Linked DNA regions of Mus musculus: region 2 is linked to region 1. The links are chromatin loops, found by intact Hi-C in ENCODE. Cell type or tissue: left cerebral cortex. All regions are shown on one strand.

Region 1 (8,000 bases):
GGGCATTTTAAAAATTAGTGATTGATGGGGGAGGGCCCAGCCCATTGTGGGTGTTGCCATTCCTTGGTTCTGGGTTCTATAAGAAATCAGGCTGAGCAAGCCATGGAGGGCAAGCCAGAAAGCAGCACCCCTCCATGGCCTCTGCATCAGCTCCTGCCTCCAGGATCCTGTCCTGTTTGAGTTCCTGTCCTGACTTCCATCAATGATGTACTACAATGTGGAAGTATAAGCCAAATAAACCCTTTCCTCCCCAACTTGCTTTTTGATCATGGTGTTTTATCACAGCAACGGTAACCCTAACTAAGACAAATATTCATCGTCTCTGCTTCCTGACTGAAGAATCAACATAACCACTTCACACTCGCTCTGCTGCCATGGATTCTCCAACATGATTGACTGGACCAAGCCGTTCACCAAAATAAACATTTCCTTCCTTAAATAGCTTTCCTCAGGCATTTTGTTAAAGTGTTAAGTGAAGGTGTCTAGATCATGGGCAAGTGTGACAGGCATCCATCCCACTGCCGTGGGGCTGGAGGCCACACAGACAGCGAGCTGGGGCAACACAGAGCTGTAGTCTTGGAGATGGGGGTGCTTGCCTAGGCTGCACATCATTCTGCAGTTACCTGATGACAAAACTGTGGGAATCGTTGTTTCCTGTGGTCTGTTAATAGAACATCCTGTCGGGAACCCTCCACGGTCTTCCAGGCATCAGTCAGAGCTGGTTTCCCATAGTGCGAAGCTGACTCACCCACTCCACAGCCTGAGTCCTTCCGCGGCTTTCTTTTCCACACAGCATCAGACATGAAGCCTTGAGTCCAGAGAGGCTGGCGCTGTAAGAAAAGTCACATGATTTCCCTCAGTCGAAAACAAGCATGAACGAACTCCAGTTCTTAAAGACAGTCTTCTCAGCCAGTGGGAAAATGATCGAAGATAAGGTGAGAGAGGTAGATATTGAGCTAATAATCTGACATGCCCTCTTGAAGCCTCCATAAGAGTACTCAAACCGTGGTGCTTGGAGACCTCGGTGGGTGAGCAGGGAGGTACTGGGGGTTACACCTCTTCCCACTCCTTGCTCTCGGCAATTCTTCAGTGTGGCTCCTCTCGAGCTGTATCCTCTATTATCAAATGGGAAAGAAACAAATGTTTTCCTAAATGTTGTAAGCTGTTACAGTAACTTATCTAACCCGAGAAAGGCATGGTAGGAACCACCTGATTTATAGTGAGGTGGCCAGAAATATAGGAGTTCTGGACTTGTGATTGAAGTAGGGGTCTGTACCCCTAAGCCTGGGGTTGGGGAGTCTGCACTAATCCTGCCAGTCACAGGACCATACAAACTATAGGACGTACAATTGGTGTCCACCAAGAAGGGGAGAATTCCTTGGAGTGGGGATCAGTGTGAGCAAGGCTTGGGACTCGAGAGGACAGGTACGCTGTCCTGTTGGATAATCTCACCTTATTCACTAGTGGGGCTACCAGGTAAACAAGGCAGACTGATTTCAGGGGGAGTCACAAAACAGCTAGCATAAAAGAAAGCCTTTTAAAGATTTATTCTTTTTAATTTATGTGTGCCAGTGTGTGTAGGTGCCTACCATGGCCAGAAGAGGGTGTTGGATCCCCTGGAGCTAGAGTCATATGAGTTCTGGGAAATGAACCTCTCTGGAGGAGCAGCAGATGTTCTCAACTGTGGGGCCACCATCTCTCCAGCTAACCCCCACCTCCAGCAGCTAGTTGAAGGAGGAACTGTCGGGGAGAGCTCCAGAGAGCACCAGGGAAAAGCTGGCAGTGGTCTCCGCAGATAGCAGCTCTCTGCTCAGCAGGTGTTAAATGGACGGCTGCTTCCCTAAATTATGTAAGCTGTCATAGTAAATTATCCAACCCAACAAAGGCATGGTAGGAACCACCTGATTTATAGTGGTATACAAGCCCAAGCATCCTGTAAACAGCATATATTATGACTCCAAAGATTGAATATTTGCCTTTTTAAAATATAAGGATTTATTTGGTTGGTTTATGAGTATGTGTGTTATGTCTGTGGCTGGACATGTGCACATGAGTGCAGGGGCCCGTGGAGGCCAGAGGGGGAGGTTCTGCCTTGGTTGTCAGCCACTCCAGATAGGTGCTGTGAACTGGACTCAGGTTTTATTATTATTATTATTTTTCTGAGAGAGCGACTCAGTGTGTGTCTCAGCTGGCCTGGATCTTGCTATATAAGCCAGGCAGGCCTGAAACCCACAGAGATCCACCTCTGCTTCTCAGGGTTTGGGACTAAAGGTGTGTGCCAAGGCCAGCTTTGGGCATGCGCTAACCACTGAGCAGTCCCTCCATCCTGGATCTTCACCTTCTAAGTAAGAGGTGTGGTTTGTCTTCCTTCATTCAAGTCATGGTGCACTGGGGAAGGCACAATAGGAAAACCAGGTGCTCTTCTGTCTTGCCTGAATATATCCTTAGCCGGTCATCTAGAAGGACAAGGACAGCAGCTTGATAATATTCAGACGTCAAAAGTCCAGAGTGGTTTTCAATGCAGTTTCCATGGCTACGACTCTTTTATTGACTTTCTCAAGATAAACTCCTGACTAGTGGCTGGGAGGCTTGAAGGGCTCTGGAAGTCAGTCTGCTACCTGCCCTATGGCATCCCAGACAGCTTTGAATCCAGGCTGAAAGGCAACCTCCGTCAATATAAGTTCTCAGAAATCTTAGAGAACCGGATTGTCCCTCCATATTGGACACAAGTCACATTGTCTTCTGTTAGTTTCTTATTTTGTTTAATGCAGCACAAGGAGGCTTCACAGAGCTGCCCTGTAGGATGAAAACATTGACATGGAGCAGTCACGCAGCTTACTGAGACTCAAAGAGAGAGGATCTCTAGTCTTTTTCTTTCTTAGAGACTGTGTTCCTGAAACTCTGCTGGGTGTTAGAACCATCTGGGGAGCTTTCAAATGTTCAGTGCCCAACCCAAAAGCCACACAACCTCAGTCGACTTCTGGAGATTCGATCCAGGATTTCTTCACCCTCTGGTAAAGCCAACGTGTGGCCAAGTTTGAGCACCAACTTGTTAGAGTATTCAAGTCTCAGCTTGGACCCAAGGGCTCACACACCAGCCAGCATTCTGCAAGCTACTCCTGCACACTCTGTCAGGCTGAGTCTGAGGATACTTTAATGCATACCAAGTGGAGATCTCCACAAACTGAAGATTCAAACTGCACATCAGAAATGGGGCTGAGAAAGTCACAGGTGTGACAGCTGACTGTGCAAAGACCTCAGGTGTGTAGCCAGAGGCTGGAGCCTCCAGCCCCACACATGGCATATGCAGGAGACTGACTGCTGTTGGATTGGGTGGTATTTGGTGAATGTGAGAGGATTCAGGTCAAGAATGGCACGTCCTAAACCGATTTATGTATCAACTTCTGCATACAGACTGTTTTTAGAATCCCTGAAAATGTTTTGAGGAGCTGTCTCTTGTTACTGCAGAACAAATCCATCAGGTGGCTTTTCCAGGCTGGAAGGAATTTACACTTGAAGTCCCCTGGACATTGCCATGCTTGCTCAGGCTGCTGGGGCCGGTGTGAGGGCTGTGAGGGAATGAAGCTGTCGGCACGTCAGCAGCCCACATTTTCTCAGGTGCTACTGTGAACTCTGGTGAATATTTGATCACAGTGTTCTTAAATCAAACTCTTGCCCACTTAGAAATGATTATTTCATAACGTTCCCTCCGGGCACACAAGAACGTTAGAACGTGCAAAGCGGTTGAACAAGCTGTATGTTACTGCTGCCCTCCTTAACCTACTGAAATTATGAGTGAAGATCGGTCACAAGGGGGCAGTATTGCTCAACAAAGGTCTTTCTTCCTTCCTCCCTTCCTCCCTTCCTCCCTTCCTCCCTTCCTCCCTTCCTCCCTTCCTCCCTTCCTCCCTTCCTCCCTTCCTCCCTTCCTCTCTTCCTTTCTTTCTTTCTTTCTTTCTTTCTTTCTTTCTTTCTTTCTTTCTTTCTTTCTTTCTTTCTTTCTTTCTTTCTTTCTTCCTTCCTTCCTTTCTTTCTTTCTTTCTTTCTTTCTTTCTTTCTTTCTTTCTTTCTTTCTTTCAGGGCCTGGCTGATCTGAGTCTATAACCTATCTTCCCTAAGTATCTGACTGTATTAATACTAGATTCTTCCACAACCACCCATAAGTAACTAAAAACAGCACAGCCATCTGTATGCACTAGACCTTTAGTCTGAGGGCTGGTAAGATGGCTCAGGGGTTAAGGGTGCTTGCTGCAAAAGCTGATGACCTGAGTTTGATCCAAGAACTCATGTGGTAGGGAAGAAGAACAGACCCTGGAAAGTTACTCTTTGATCTTCGTATGCATACATGGCACACACACTCTGAGAGAGAGAGAGAGAGAGAGGGAGAGAGAGAGAGAGAGAGAGAGAGAGAGAGAGAGAGGTACATGTTAAAAAACCAATGTTGGGCTGGTGAGATGGTGAGATGGCTCAGCAGGTAAGAGCACTGACTGCTCTTCTGAAGGTCCTGAGTTCAAATCCCAGTAACCACATGGTGGCTCACGACCATCTGTAATGAGATCAGATGCCCTCTTCTGGTGTGTCTAAAGACAGCTACAGTGTACTTACATATAATAATAAATAAATCTTTGGGCCAGAGCAAGCAGAGGTCCTGAGCTCAGTTCCCAGAAACCACATGATGGCTCATAACCATCTGTACAGCTATAGTGTACTCATATACATAAAATAAATAAATCTTTAAAAAAAACCATAATGTTGACTTTGAAAAACAGAAAGCTGTCCCCACCCCTCTACCTGCTCTCACCCTCCACCTGCCCCCCGCCCCCACCCCTGCTTTTTCTCATGGTTTTTATGAGGCCCCAGATAGTTGTTACTGCAGATGGGAGAGTAATCTCCTGGAAGAAGCACACTCTGTTCGCAGCCATGGCAAGCAGAAGGCTTTGCTCTCTGAGCAACATTGCTCTGTGGGGCATGCAGAGTTGCTGCCTCAGTCTCTCCTGTTAGAGGGAATCATAGAAGGCTCTCAGGCTATGTGCCTGGGGTGGATTGCTGGGTGATCTCTCTTTAAGGTCTTCCTAGCCACAGCAGCACTGGCCCTCCCTTCCTCCACTGAATATGGCCCATTGTGGCCATTCGAGGAGGCCTCACTTCTGTGTTTATGGCTAAGCCCCCCTGTCTTGCCTTACTGCCAGGCTCCTACTTCTCCTGCCCAGAAATGGCTGTGACCCTGAGCCCTGGGGGTTTTTGAGTCCAGCCTCCACTCTCTCCCCATGACAAGGAATGTTCTGGCTTGTCTCACTCTGCATCCCAGGCACCAAGACCTCCCAAGAGTACAAAAGCTCCCTAGGGCCATTAGTCCCAAGCCCACCCAGGCAGACTCTCTTTACAGCATGGCCGCTGTGAGCTGGAGTTCTTGCTCTCTCTCTCCAGTGTCCCTTCTTTGAAAGGAGGCCATGAAGTTCCCTTAGGGAACAGAGAGCCTGATTCCAGCAGATACTGTATATAGTCTTGATGAAAAGCCAGCTGTAGCTCTTGTTCTCTTGCTTCCCCCTTGGGCTCGTCCCTTCCCCCCTCCCTTCCATATTCCCTTCCCCATCTCTCCACATGGTCACGGCCAGCCTCTACTTCTCTACTCTCTCTGCCTTTCTCTGCCTCTACTGCCCTCTTAACTCCCTTCCCTATGCCTGAATAAACTCTATTCTATGCTATATTGCTGGGTATATAAAGAAAAGAAAAGAAAACAAAAAAGAAAAAGAAAAGAAGATCCAGTTGCAAACTGAGGTACTCACCACACACTGGGTGGGGGTGTCAGATATCTTTGTGTTTTCGTGGAATTTCCTTTGAAAAAATGTGGAGAAAATTCTTGAGAGGTTCTCTGAGGCCCCATAGGGGTCCAGGCAGCTCCTACTCTGCCTTCTGGGACCCATATGACCATAACTAACCTTGTTTGGATTTGGTAGAGGCAGACTGGGCCTGGAGAGAAAAGCAGCCTCAGGTTTACAGGGCCACACAGAACTCTTGGCCTATGTTCCTGCTGTCTGCATTAGGTCCACCTGGTTCCTAATTCCACAAAAGTCAAGTCTGTCCAAGGGTCCGAGGCAGAGGCAGTGGATGTGAGGACTCAGGTGTCTTCCCAGACCTCTATCGTGAGAAGGACTTGGTAGGTAGAAGGAAGATACAGGAGGGGATCTGCAGGTGAGCTCTGTGTTTGGAAGATGCTGTTCGCTATAAAGCACAATACAAATAACTTTTATATGAGTTGGTTATGTGTAAGGACAGGTCTGCCTGCCCTGACGGTGTTGAGGCAGAAGCTGATTCAGCCACACTGGGATAGACAAGAGGTTCAAGGGTCAGTGTTGGGAGGTGAGAGTACTTGTCACTGAGTGATTTGAAGTGGGAGGCAACACTGGGTATTCTGATAACTGAAGAGATGGCTGGCACCTGGGCTGCAAGGAGTAGGTAGGATTTAAAATAAAGTACTTATTCTATTTCATGAGTGGAGAGCCTTTTGGGGTGCCACTTGGCAGAAATCTGACATTGACCAAGGACAAGGAAATGGGCTGCTTGGCAGGAATCTGACATCAGACCATGACAAAGAAGTAAGTCCAGGCAGGGACCTGACATTGGCCAAGGACAAGGAAGTCAGAATCTGGTTTTAGGGTAGAACAAAGAAGTAGGCTCAGATATCTTGATCATCCTTAGAAACAGGGATCACCAGAGTGATCATGGGACCTTGTGTTTATTGTCTTGCTTGATCCTTGACTGTTGTCTTTTTAGTTCCTCATTGTACTGCTTGCCCTAAATACCTGCATGTAATTAAAATGGTATAAAAGCGAATTGGGAAACATTAAACCTGCCTTCAGTCTCAGAATTGACAGGGGTCATGCTACAATGTTGTCTAACTGTCTTTTTACTTTTCAATCCTCTCTCTGATCTGGAGAACCTGTTGACTGACTGAGCTGGCTTAGTCATTCATGAGAGTGTCACAAATTGCTAGTTATCCTTTAGTGTCCATTGTTCTGTCTCCCACAATAACTGAAACCTCAGCTCTGCATTGCTTAAGGCTTCCCTTTCTCAGCATCCCTCACAGCTGGGCACAGTGCAGGGTGTGGGAAGGGAGGTGTATAGACTGTGGACGGTACAGTTCTCTCCTACAGAGTAAGCTAAAAATCCTTCCTATAGGGTACAGAAGGTATTGTTCCTGTCTTAGTGCTTTACTTCTGTGAACAGACACCATGACCACAGCAACTCTTATAAGGACAACATTTAACTGGGGCTGGCTTACAGGTTCAGAGGTTCAGTCCATTATCATCAAGGCAGGAACATGGCAGCATGCAGGCAGGCATGGTGCAGGAGGAGCTGAGAGTTCTACATCTTCATCTGAAGGCTGCTAGCAGAATACTGACTTCCAGGAAGCTAGCATGAGAGTCTTAAAGCCCACACCCACAGTGACACACCTACTACAATAGGGCCACACCTTCTAATAGTGCCACTCCCTGGGCTGAGCATATACAAACCATCACAGTTCTCTTCTACAGAGTATGGAAGGTATAGTTTCCTCCTTCCTACACCACCACAGCCAGTGGAGTGGGTACCAGTGTCCTAGAACAGGTGGGTGATGGGATAGAAGGAGACAGTCTTTAGATGTTAGGTCAAAGAAATGAAGGCTTTCGGGCTGGTGAGATGGCTCAGTGGGTAAGAGCACCCGACTGCTCTTCCGAAGGTCCAGAGTTCAAATCCCAGCAACCACATGGTGGCTCACAACCATCTGTAACAAGATCTGACACTCCCTCTTCTGGAGTGTCTGAAGACAGCTACAGTGTACTTACATATAATAAATAAATAAATCTTAAAAAAAAAAAAAAAAAGAAATGAAGGCTTTCCAGTCTACTCGTGTTTTATTTTGGCTGTAGCTTTGTTATTAGGAGTCTATATTATAATTAAAAGAATAAGCTTTTAGTACACCCTAAAGCTCCTTGAGTCATTCACACCCAAACTATATT
Region 2 (8,000 bases), 480 kb after region 1:
TACTCACACACACCACATTTACATACACTCACACATAAACACAACTATACACATACAAACATAACCTACACACTCACACCCAAACATACACACTTATACAAACTCACACACACACGTGCACACTTACACATTAAAAAATACACACAACACACACACACATGATGTGAAAATAAAAGTGGGGAACTGGCTAGGAAGAGGAAAGGGTTAAGGGCGTGGAAGGGAACAAGGGTGGGGTGAATCTGATCGTCATGTGTGTATGCATGTGAAGTGTCATGATGATATGCACCCATTGTAATGCATAGTTAGTATATGTAAATAGGAACCTTAGGAAGGAGGGCCATGCTGTGTAACTCCCAGCATGGTTCAGGACAGCACCACATATTCACACTTATCTCTGTCTCATTATAGAGTCTCTAGGGTGGTTCTTTAGTTACCACCGACCTCATAGCTTTTGGGGGTGAGGACACTCAGGATTCTTAGCCTTTTTAGCCACTCTTCTATTCCTGATAGATCTTATCCTCTCTACCCAGCTTTCTCTCCCTCTGGGAGAAGGGAGGAGGAGGTCTAATTAGTAAGAAAGTTCAGTGGGTCCCTTTTCAGCTACCCACGGCACTCAGAGGTAGCCATCATGTCATCTCTGCTGCCAGTGACCTGGCCTGGAAACTGCTGTTTTCAGAAGTCATTTAGGAGTTGCTGAAGGCATTTCTCAGTGTGTACCAGGCATGTTCCATGCCTCACACCTGCAGGAGTCACACTGCCAAGAGGGTTGTCACACTGGAGACCCCAGTCCTCAGACATTCTGACTGGCCAGGGACATCCATGTGCTTCAGTTCTCCACAGATACCCCAAACCTCTGCTGCTGGAAGGGGCCATGTTTGAACAGCAGTGCCTTCCAAGGATTGTACTTCTGTAGGCCATTCTGGAATGTTCTCCTGACAAAGTCACCCTAGTATTGAGACGTAGAATTTCACCATGGGCCACTGTTGGGCAGGCCATGTTTGTGACTCCTGTGGCTATCACATGGGGGCTTCTCAGATATTCCTCATCATGGACTCTGCTATCAAGGAAGCCATGCTCTGGTTAGCTCAGCATTTCCTTATGGAAGGGTGGATTCCTAGCAGATGGTGACAGTTTTCTGTGACCATTTTTTCTTATTCTTTCTAAAGCTGAGATCCTCTTAATTTCTTACTCAAAACTCTTAAGAATTCTTGATTCTTAGCATGATTTTCCCCTTTTGCTACTTGATTATATGCATCTACATGTACATATACGCGTGTATACATATACACACATACATATACATACATACATACATACATACATACATATATACATACATACATACATACTTAAACTGGGATCCTGGGGATGTATCACAATTGCTAGTGTTTGCCTAGCATGCCTGAGGTCTTGGATTTGAGCCCCAGCAGGCTTGCTGGAGCCCTGGTATAATCTTAGTACTAAGAGGTGGAGGCAGGAAGATTAGGAGTTCAATGACTACATGGCGAGTTTCAGGCAAGTCTAGGCTATATGAGACCCTGTCTCAAAAAGAAAAATAACAAACCAACAAAAAAATTAATATTTAGCACTGGGGAGCAACCTGGAGCCTCTCGCATGGGAACATTGATCACTGAGTCTGACACTTCTCACTGTGGTGTGCAGGATTGAGCTAACATTTTCCCTAGGCACTCTGGTTTCTGTTCCTAAGGATTTAGATTCACCCACAGTTTATTTTCCCCAGCTGCGCTTCAGAATGAGAAAGAGCTTCTCTGTGAGCTCCACCACCAAGCTGTAACCTCCCCCCCCCATTCCTTAATCCTATTTGCATACCAAGTCTTATCTTTCTTAGTTTAAAAATGAACATTTTTGTAGCAAAGTAAATGTGCCGCTGATATTTTAGTCATTATATTTAATTAAATTATTCACAGTCATATATAAATGTATAAAATCTTTTTGAGTTAAGATTTTTACATCACCAAGATTAAAGTAAATGGTCTCTTTGGTCTTTGTCCTGGCTGTGTTTGTAGAGTCACTAGGACCTCTTCCCTTTTTGGTATAGTGTGGACTCTAACACATGCTCACAGTCTTGATTTTCCTCAGGTAGTGTCTAGAAATATCTATTTATATAGATCCAATTCTAGATATAGACTTACAAACATTAGTGAAGATGGGAAGGGGGCATTGTTAGTGGAGGTAGAGAGGGGAGAAGGGGAGGGGGAGGGGGAGGGGGGAAAGACTGACAACTTTTCCTAAGCAGTCTGGCCCTGAGTTTCTGTTTCCAAGGAGTTTGGAATATGCTTGGGCTGTTTACTCTCTGCCTATCTCCTAGTCCTCTATCTCAAGGCACCACCCCAGAAAGGGAGAAGAGTTCCTTTCTAGGGACCCCCCCCCCCCAATAGCCTCTATGCCTACAATGGACTACACTAGATCACTGCCTAGGACTCTTCTCCAAGAGTCTCTGAATTCTGTATCCCAGAATCCACACCCTACCCCACAGCTACTGTTGTCCAGGTAGTCAAGAACTGTGTGATACAATGTATCATTATCTCCTTGTCCTGGAGTAAGTGAACTTGTGGCTTTGCTCATTTGTCTTATGGGCAATTCCCAGAGTTGCATTCCAGTCTAAGATGGTGTCTTATTTACGGTTTCTATTGCTGTGATGAAACACTATGGAGATTGACAGGTTTATCTGGCTTTCACATCACAGTCCTTCATTGAAGGAAGTCAGGACAGGAACTCAACAGGGCAGGAACCTGGAGGCAGGAGCTGATGCAAAGGCCATGGAGGGGTGCTGCTTACTGTCTTGCTCCTTATGGCTTTCTCAGCCTGCTTTCTTATAGACCCCAGGACTAGCAGCCTAGGAATGATACCACCCACAGTGGACTGAGCTTTCCCCGTCAATTACTAATTAAGAAAATTCCTTGTAGTCCTTCCTACAACCCAACAAAGGAAGACATTTTCTTTCCTAATTGAGGTTTACTCCTCTTAGAAGACTTGAGCTCATGTCACGTTGACATAAAACTACCTGGCGCAGGTAGGATCCGTAAGAGGACTGACAGAGAGACTCTGGGACCTTAGCTTGCTTTCCTCCCCCATTACCAATCAATGGCATGCATTGGGATGGAGTTACCTGTGTATATGAATGTTCCTCTCCTCTTAGAGGCTAAAGCTACATGGCTGAGGTCAAGTGATGCTTTTAGGAGGTAAGGCCAGAGGATAGTGGGTATATGTCGATAGCAGTGAGTTGGGGTGAGTGGTGGATGAGACCCGTGTCTGTGAGGGAAGAAAAAACATTGGGGGAGGGGAGCTGCAGGCAGAGGGAGCTTTGCTTGGAATCTGTTCTTGTTTCAATGAGAAGCATTGGACATCTAGAGATGTCAGCCAGGCTGCTGGACTAGAGATAGGAGTGCTGCTGGAAGGAATCAGTCTGTAAGGGTAAAGGAAGCTTGTACAGTGAACATGGCTCTACATACGGCAGAGGTGTGGACCATGAGATCCAATTCAGAGAGGTGGTGGAGGGGCTCCAGGAGGACATGGGGTGTGACCTTCATATAACAGGAAAGAGCCTTGGAAACAACTGGGGCATCTCTACTCACCCCTTGGTTTTCCGTCTTGTTTCTACAGTTAATATTCTGTCTTTTGTGATGACAGCTGCTGTCTGTCCTGTGTGAAGCCTCCTCCTTTCAAGAGCCACATAATGCAGTGTTGCTGTCAGTAGCAGGTGCTTTTTAATCCCTCTAAAAGCATTAATTATATTAAGTCATAGGTTGTATTGTGACGTTTTTCATATACATGTATAATATACAAATGTATTCTTTTTTGTTTGGTGCGTGCGTGTGTGTGTGTGTGTGTGTGTGTGTGTGTGTGTGCGCGTGCAGGTTAAAGACCAGTCTGAATGAATGTCATTCTTTGCCCACCTTGTTCTTTGAGACAGGGTCTTTCACTGGCCTGAAAATATATTGATTTGACCAAGCTAGCTGGCCTGACAACTGAGCTCAGAGGGTCTGCTGGTATCTATCTACTAGTGTTGAGGTTTTTAGCGTATGACACTTGCCTTTTTTTTTTTAAACCAAGGTTTTGAGAATTGAAGCCAGGGCTTCCTGCTTACACGGTTAGTAGGTCACTGACTGAGCTATCTCCTTTGTCCAGTGGAATGTATTCTTAATTTTTTGACCAGTGGTCTCCCTGTGCACTGCCTGATTCTGCGTTTTCCTTAGGAAGCATTGCCCACAGAGGCTGGAGGACTCTGGTGTCAGCAGTCACAAGAGGGCTTGCTCTCTTCCACGGGCTTTCGAGCATTTCCAAAATAAAAGACACCCTTTCTGCCTCTAGACATCCTCACTTTTCGATCTTTAAATAGTGACGCAGTTTCAACGAAGGAAAAATCTGACTTCCCAGTTTTTCGACCATGGAGGATTTCATATAAGCGTTCGCTTTTTTTTTTTTTTTTAACTTTCAGTGATGCTTCCCACTCTGCTGTGGGTGGGAGCAGACATCGATGGTGCCACTGCTGAGATCCACGTGAGGCCCAGTGAATCACAAGAGTACTGAGTCTGGCTCCTGGGTGGCTCTCATCTGGGACATATGCTGACTGTCTTCTGAGCAAGCCGCGTACTGTCGCTTTCCCAGTCTAGTGGTCGGCTCACTTCTGCCTCTTCGTGTCACATTTAAATTTATGCTGTTTATAGAAATCCAAGCCGAAAAGACTCATAGTATTGGCAGTTGATGAAGGCAGTCAAAGCTTGATTTTTGACACCAAGCTTCGATGCGAGTTCAAGTCAAACAGTGCATTCCGTCTCCTTTCCCAGTGGGCAGGGCTTTGTGGCTGGCGAAGTCGTGGTCTAGTTTGGGTCAGGTCTCAAGGCTTCCAAAGAGAGCTTTGATTGGGAAATGAGGGGGGTTTGAAAGGCGCCATCCAAAATACAACTTTCGGAGGTATGGACTAAAAAGAAAAATAAATGAAAGAAAATTGGATTAATTTGTATGATTCTACCACTTCGATTCCAAGTTTACAAAACAAAATGCCCCTAAAAGAAAGCCCAGCCTTGACTCCAGACATGAAGATTCTGTACCGCAAAGAGAAGGGGCGGGTGAGGGGGTTGAGGAGAGAAGACGTGTATGGAGACCTTCAGAGCCTGATGGTGACTGCTGGGCTCTGCAGACCTTTCCCTGTGAATTCCTTTGGAATTAAGTTTTTGAAACCAGATCCCAGCCCCTTCTGCTGTTGACCGTTTTCATGTGAAGTAACGGGAACCCAGAGGCGAGTCTGAAAGTTGAAGAAGTGCTTTCCCCATGGGCGGTGAGTGTCTGCCTGAAATCACACTGGCCTGTGGGGTGAGAACCAGAGGAATCATCCTGGATGTGCAGCTCAGGGAAGCAGATCAAGCCAGCAGGGCATGCATACGGTGTCCTGGTTCCCACTCCAGCTCTGCCTTTGTCACTTTCTCTCTGACTTTGAGCGAAGGGCTTGGGCTGTGGAAGCCTCAGTTTCTTCATCTGTGCATTGGGAAGACAGGCACCTGTCACAGTTAGTATCACTTGGCACCTGGACACGACCAAGAGTCATCTGGGTAGGAGGAATCTCCACTGAGAGATTGGCTTGTGGCCATGTCTGTGGGGAATTGTCTTGACTGTCGGTTGCCCACTGTGGGCCGTGTCACCATGGCACATAGCCCTACATTGCATAGGAATGGTGGATAGTGAAGCAGCGAGCTGTCTTTCCCCATGGTTTTGTTCCTGCTTTGACTGCCCTCACTGAGGGACGGTAGCCTAGAAGTGGAGGAGGAAATAGCCCTTTGCTCTGGGGTTGGCATTTGACCAGAATGTTTTATCACGGTGACAGAAAACAAATTATGGTACCACCTTGTGATGGGAAGTGTGTCCAACTTTAGCATTGTTACAGGACACTGCCATCTACAAAATCATGCCAGAGAGCCAGGCGGTTAAATTATAATGACAGCAAAAAAAAATATCCCAAGCACATGCAAGAGCACAAACTATCACAATGTTTTATGTAAGGGTACAGTTCCGTGTTGTGGCACATCCATAGCTGTGCTGAGCCTCCTGTGGTTGACAGTGTCTCAGTGTTCACTGGGCATCCACTGTTACTTCTGTCCCATGAAAAACAGGAGCAGCAAACATCACAGTCACAGCCGGCAACCTTCCCTGGGTGTTTGTGTGTGTGTGTGTGTGTGTGTGTGTGTGTGTGTGTGTGTGTGTGATGCTTATGATGGATAGACTTCAGGATGTTTCACGGTTTACATGATCTGTTATCCTCCAGCCTTCACAATGCCAGACATTCTTACTGGCTGTGGATTACCAACTGTCTGATAGCTCATTTCATGTCAGTGAGCACAAAGGAACCATACATGCAGAAAGCAGGAGGGATATAGGTGTGAACCCACATTGGTTTCTGGAGGTTTTTCTCCCACCCCAACTCTGGAATTTTAAGGAGTCTTGTTTGTAAGGCATAGGGTGTGATTCCGGGAGGGAACCAGGATGTGTGTGATTCGGTGGCATTTATAAAAATGATGTTGGGTAGAAGACTGGTCCCTTCTAGACACATTCTTTCTTTTAAAAATTTTGACTTTGTGTCTGTGGGTGCACATGTGCACATGAGCTTGGGGCTTGCTGGGACCAGAGGTGTGGATCCCACAGAAGACATAGAGACAACTGTGATCAACTTGACATGGGTGCTGGGGACTGAACACAGGTCCTCTGTGGGAGCAGTAATCCTCTCAGTTGAGTTGTCCCTCAGCCACCATGCTTCCTTTTATAAACATTAACTTTTCAGAGCCACATGAAAAATGACTGTCCTGGTCTACAAGGAGTGGCAGTTTCGTGGACCACGGAAACTGGCTAATGGGACTCGGGTCTTGTTGTGTTTCTGTCCTCCAGTGTGTGCCTAGACTGACAGAGAAGTATTGCTCAGGTCTCAAGTCACGGGAAACTTAACAGCCAGGCATCAGGACTGGCGTGAAGAATAATGAAATCAACAAGAATGTATTTTTGTCTTTGTCTAGTGTGAAGTTGATTTATAAGACAGGTCCTGCATTGAACTTTGATAAATAACCAGGAGTTATTTTGAGTCCAACCTTCGTACTGTATCATGTGTAGATAATTGCTTGCCCAAAAGGAGATATTTTCACATACCGGTCATGCTGTGAACTGTTAATTAAAGATAGAGTGTTTTAAACCTGACCAGTAGAGCAATTATGGCAGAACCAGTCTATAACTTAAACCCATTAACTGCTTGTGGTTTTGCACAGCCATTTGTCATATTGTAGATAGGAGAATAGGGTGGTGCGTAGGTTTGAATTTATGACACGTCTTCTTGTAGAACTGATGGATTCTGTCTTTCCCGGTGTTAGTAAATCAAGACAAAAACCTTTTATTTGTAAATTTATAGATATGATAGGAAAAAGGGAAATGGATATTTTGTTAAAAAAAAATCATTGCTTCAGACTTAAATCTTTCCTGGCATTTGAATAAATGTACAAAACTTATTTTATATCTTTTAATTTTATTAGATACTTTTTGCTAAAATTTATATTAGAATCAGCTCATAGTCACAGTGTCATCAAAGCAGTTTTTTTTTTCCTAGCAGCACAGTCATTTGCTGGGAACAAACAGAGAAAGATTACTGATTCTATCCTAGGTTAAAATTCAGATAATTTTCCTGTAATAGAAAATTCTGTTTTTATCTGTAGATGTTGCCAGTAAGACCAATTATGACCCCGCACAAGGAGAATTTCAGCTGAACTAAGGGTAATTGTAAAAAAAAAAAAAAAAAAAAAAAGATACCAGAATTTTTAAAATGCAGATTTCAATTCATTTATTGTTATTATTTGATTATTATTAATGTTTGTGTGTGAATGTAGGTACATGTATGTTGTCACATGCGTGTGGAGATCAGAGAAAAAGTCGTAGGGGTCTGTCTTCTCCTTCTATCAGATGAGTCCCAGGTATTGAACTCAGGTTGTCAGGTTTGCACTCAGTGA

What was found. Hi-C counts contacts between places; a loop is a spot of excess contacts. Peaks named below come from ENCODE experiments on the same cell type or tissue, not always from the same donor. Only the 100,000 strongest peaks of a DNase experiment are listed, where the experiment ranks them.
Region 2: it touches region 1 in a loop (3-fold over the local background); 4 of 42 quality-filtered maps call a loop at or near these places.

The regions. Positions count from the first base shown.
Region 1 is chr16:95,960,397-95,968,396 of GRCm38, reverse strand. No RefSeq gene overlaps it. Among named protein-coding and RNA genes, the nearest start is that of Psmg1, 27 kb to the left of the region's middle. In left cerebral cortex, CTCF peaks have their summits at 1,629 (motif pointing right) and 3,778 (motif pointing right); DNase peaks (open chromatin) are centred at 715 and 3,803.
Region 2 is chr16:95,477,952-95,485,951 of GRCm38, reverse strand. All of the region lies in intron 2 of Erg (ETS transcription factor), which reads left to right. Among named protein-coding and RNA genes, the nearest start is that of Erg, 48 kb to the left of the region's middle. In left cerebral cortex, no CTCF peak of the experiment used is centred here; DNase peaks (open chromatin) are centred at 1,726 and 4,532.